2 separate regions of the Homo sapiens genome follow, and region 1 is linked to region 2. The links are chromatin loops, found by intact Hi-C in ENCODE. Cell type or tissue: heart right ventricle. All regions are shown on one strand.

Region 1 (2,500 bases), 1.1 Mb before region 2:
AAATAATCTTAAGGAAGACTATTGCACTTTGTAACTTTGACTAACTCAGTGTTTCCTGTGTTTAATTTTGGAGAACCTTCTTCCTCAGAACACTTGTCTACATATCATGGGAGACTAGAGTTTCACTGATCATAATTTAGAAAATATATGTCATCATCTTTCAGAGCAACTTTACAAGTAAATAGAATCCCACAAGGTGACCAAACACACATGTCTGTTTGATCTAGAAATGGAGACTATTTTTGATCTGTAATTCCACTTTTTTCCAAAATGAAAAATAGCTTTATTATTATTATTGTTATTATTATTTATTCTGATGATAAAGGTATGTAGCAGAAACTGTCAGTACCCCGTGAATATCTACATGGTCCTTTCCATTTGAGAGCACTGTAGCCTACCTGCTGAACTTTCAACTCCCCGCCTCTCTTTGCCTAAAAGCTTTCTCTGGCCCACTGCCCCCAGTCCCTGGCCCAGCAGCCTTCAACCAATGACTGGAGGACACATACACACACCTCAGCTCCCTCCCCGTCAGGTGAGATAACTCAGCAGCATGTGCTGTGCTCTGGCTCCCAGGTTCCATCACGGCCATGAAGCCCTGCTTGTCCACATTGGAAACTGGCTTAATAATGTACCTCTTTTAGCTGCCTTCCCTTCCTCTGTCATTTCTTTTCTCTCCATTTTACGTATTTTGAATGACTAAACTCCCCTGAATATTTCTTATATTCACACCTGTGTCTTAGAGACTGCTTGCAAAGAAGCCAAATAGAGACAAGAAAAACTAATGAAAACAGAAAAATCAGAAAATATTGAGCTACAGAAAGAAGAAAATGAAAATCATCAATAATCTAAACACCATTTGTAATCACTACTAATGTTTTAATCTCTATCCTTCCAGACATTTTTTTTTAATGCAGTCACTTTTTTTTTTAAATGGAAATAAAATGATAATGACAAGTAAATTATGACTTTTTTCATGGCTGGAAAACAGTCCATTCCAAAAGAGTTAAGATTGGATTTGAAGCCCAGCTCTGACACTTACTCTCCAAGTGAGCTTATTCAAGCCCTTTGTGTCTTAGATTCCTCAGCTGTGAAGTTAGAATAAGGACATTATCTATTACATGGTGTTGAAGTGAAGATTAAACACAATACACATACATAACACAGAAGTTATTAAGAGAGCTATTACTATTATTTTAAACCACAATTTAGCAAATTCTTCATTGATGTCCATTTAAGTTTTTCTCAAATTTTTTGAATAATAAACACATAATCAAGTGTTGATTCTAAAAAAGGAAAAACAAAACAAAACAAACCCAAACTTTGTGTGTTTTTTCTTTCGTAGGAATTTGCACTGTCCACTTTGGGTGCTGCCCTGTCATTTGCTCTTTTTCCATCCATCCAGGGAAGGCTCTGCAGCAAAAGTGAAGCCTTTCCCCAAGCCCGTTCTGCCGCCTGACAAAAGAGGGCGCCATTGTACTGTTCATAGACGATGCCTTGCGTCAGTAAACGTGGGAAAAGTTCTTTAGGAGTAATGCTGTTTTTATAACCATTTTCAGATTCATCCTTACCAATTACAACAAGTTGTCCATCCAGAGTTGGTTTAGTTTGCGCCGAGTCGAGATCATTTCCAACAATTCAATCCAAGCAGTCTTTAACCCAACTGGCGTATATGCTCCCTCTGGTTACTCCTACCGCTGCCAACGCGTGGGCAGCCTGCAGCAGGACCAGGCCCTCTTGCTGCCCAGCGACACGGATGATGGGTCGAGCCTGTGGGAGGTCACTTTTATTGATTTCCAGGTAATAAACTAAAACCTATGCTCAATGCACCTGCGTTTTTGGTACCAAAAGAGCTCAGTGTTTGTTTAAAAACACCTGAAACAAACCTAGATGCTTAAGGAAAAGAGAAGTAGATGCCTTTAAAAGAATATTGGTGGTTTTTTTCCTTTGTCTTTTAAGGTATGAAGTAGAATAGGATAGAGAATTTTATCTCCCTGTGTCCCCCACCTCCTACCCAGGGCTTGCTTTTACATTCAGCTTTATCCAGCACGAATAATTATCAGTGAGGAATGCCAGCCATCTAAGCCCTAGTGAAGCTGTGGGTGAAGCCAGGGACTGACACTTCCTGGACTGAGAGGCCCTTCTGGGGAGAGGCATTGGCGGACAATTATTTTATTTCCTTCAGGGAGTGGCGCAGTGATCTTATCAGGGAAGATAAGAAGTACATCGGCAGTGTGAGTGACAGCTTTGGCAGTTAGTAGGAAGGGACTCAGCGGGGAGTCAAAAATATCCCAAAGATCTTGAAAGTATTTGGAGTAAGGAATGGGGTGTAAGAGATTCCTTTTCACCACCAGAATCTTAGGCTGAGAGACATTCTGTCAAGTTCCTCTATCCTGTTTACCTGTGAATGAAGCTTAGCTTGTTCCTACCACTCCCTGAAATAGTAGGCAGGGCTTTGCATGTACCTCTTATGGGCACATTCCAACCTTTTCCAAATATATGT
Region 2 (2,500 bases):
GTAAATTAAAACCTACAATAAGCCAATATTTCTATTTCGTTTGAGTACAACATTTCCAGATACGAGCTAGAGATCATGAATATCGTCAGCATCTGACTCAGCGCAGCTCTAGCCATGCCTTGCTTCATGATGATATTACATTGCTACGCTCTGAGACCCACCCGGGGGCTTTGCTTTGTGATCTGAAAAGCCTGGCTGAGAAAATAGGCAAATATTCCCTTCTGGAAGCAAAATTTGTGAACTCATCTCCTCTCCCAAACATTCATTCAGCCTTATCTCACCTTTCTCAGAGGCTGCCTCTGCCTCCTTACAGGATACATTCTGCCCTGGGTACCAGGCAGACATCATCATGGTCATTATTTAATGCACTATCTGTTTTGTTATTGCCTGTTAGCTTTTTTTTTTTTCTCCAATTATACTTGGAGGGTTGATTCTAGACAGGTTCTATTTCCGCATTCCCAGCAAGCAGCTTTGTGCCTAGAACTCACTGTGCATATATTACACATTTATCAATGAAAGGTTTTAACGTGGATCAGGATGACTCAGGTGACACTGAGTCTGGTCTGCCTGTAGGAAATTGATCCTTGTTCTATCATCACCCAATACTACAATCTTAGGCAAGTGATAAGATAAGCCTGGCTCTCAGTATTTTAATCTGCAAAACAGGGATGACCGGTAAGGTGATCTCTAAGAGGACCGTACAGCTCCCAAATGCTTTAATCCTGCTAGATCCTCAGAATACTTGAGTATGAAATCTTCCAAAATGATGGCACCCAATTTTCACACTAAATGGGAAATCTTGATTGTCTTCACCACTATTCAAAACTGTGATTTTCAGACAAAAACAATTTTAAAACAAATGTATTTACCTTTCTCAAGACCACCAAAACGCTTAGCAGATTGGTTTTTGAACGACAGGACAAATCCTGGCCTGTCCTGGAGATGAAACGCCACCTAGTGGATACATTCCTAGGCAGTGCGTTCCCCACCGGAACAAGAGGGCGCTTTGTTCTCTGTGGCTGATGGCTTCTACTCATTTTCTCCTTCCTCCACCTGACACTCCTATCTCAACCTTGTCATTTCTTTGGCTTTCTAAAAATTATAGGAATACTTATCTTGGTAAGAGAAAATGTGTTTATTTGAACCATGTTTGATTTAATTTTTACCTATTTGCTTTACATTGCCAGCGTAGTTGGCATTTTAAGGAAAAAAGATAAAAGTCCAGCATACTCAGACTGAGTCTTTTTAGTTTCTTATCAATTTGGTTTGAAAACAATCCTTGAGCATTCGGAGACGCCTTGGCTAGACAGACAGAAAAAGGATAGTAGAGTTCACATGTCTCATAAGCAGAAGAGACTATAGCGCCCAAGCTTTTGTCCAGTTCCTCACCAAAGGACCAGTATTTTACAATTTTTCTTGTTTTAAAGAGAAACCATTATAGACAACTAATCTAGCGCTTTGGACAAGTAAATTTACTTCAGTGTGAAGTGGAATCTTTGCCTGGATAATGTTTTCACTGAGCTTAAGGAAATTTAAGCGACGGCTACTTAAAATGAACAGAAGGACAGGATTATACTAGTTATTTTTTTCTCTACCTAGCAGAAAAATATCCATCAGTTCTGCCTGTTGAGTTTCAAAGAAACTTAGAAAAAGGTGGTCTTCGTTAATTGATGAAACATCAAGAGGATTGCTACAAACCTCTAGCCCAGCTCCTGATGCCTCTAAGGTACTTTATCATTTTTGCAGCAGAAACTTACTCATTTAACCAGAGCTAATGATTCCTTCCAGCAGTCCCATGGCAGCCAGCTCTTCATATTGTAATTGCATCACTGAGGCTCTGTATGTCTCCAGCCTTTCCTAAAAAACCTTTTTTTTCTTTTCATTAGTTTTTTTTTTTGCTAAGTACCTCTAGCCAGCTCAGGGCATTTTAATTTATATTTCCTACAACCATCAACCTAGTGTAAAATTTCTTCACTTCTTTACAGACTTTTGTTTCTCTTTCTCTGACATCTCTTACTGTATCTCAAAAAATATGGAAGTTTTCTGAACCTAAAAATAATTCTTTTATTAATCCTAATATATATTCAAATTAAAGTTGTCTCCCCGGCCCCACCTTCCTTTCTTCTTTCTTTCCATAAATAAATAAATAAATAAATAAATAAATAAACTCTTTCAGAAACAGTCCTAAGGTATTAATACAATCTCCCTGAGTTCCAGAAACACATTTCCCAGTGGCAATTCTGTAGAGCCTCATTCCTAATGAAACCACTCAAAGGATTATGCCAAGATTTCTAAGTAATAGTCTTGTCCTTCTGCTCACGAACAAGTTTTATAGACTTGCTCTTCTTGCTTGTACCTTCTAGAAGAGGGCATATAGCTCAATTCAAACAGCCAAAAAGAAAAAAAAACTCAGAGGAAACATGGAGAAATTACAACCCTATAGTTAGCCTTATTTATGCTTCTACCCACTCCCACTGAAGGAATATATACTGTCAGTCAA

The links. Peaks named below come from ENCODE experiments on the same cell type or tissue, not always from the same donor. Only the 100,000 strongest peaks of a DNase experiment are listed, where the experiment ranks them.
Region 1: a loop joins it to region 2, with 2.5 times the contacts of the local background. A loop is called at or near these places in 8 of 110 quality-filtered maps.

What each region holds. Positions count from the first base shown.
Region 1 is chr5:82,311,055-82,313,554 of GRCh38, forward strand. It overlaps the pseudogene ATP6AP1L. Among named protein-coding and RNA genes, the nearest start is that of RPS23, 34 kb to the left of the region's middle. In heart right ventricle, a CTCF peak has its summit at 1,453 (motif pointing right); DNase peaks (open chromatin) are centred at 1,467 and 1,718; H3K4me3 peaks cover 404 bases; H3K27ac peaks cover 999 bases.
Region 2 is chr5:83,429,633-83,432,132 of GRCh38, forward strand. No RefSeq gene overlaps it. Among named protein-coding and RNA genes, the nearest start is that of VCAN, 41 kb to the right of the region's middle. RefSeq lists a silencer at 1,009-1,058. In heart right ventricle, CTCF peaks have their summits at 968 (motif pointing left) and 1,168; a DNase peak (open chromatin) is centred at 959.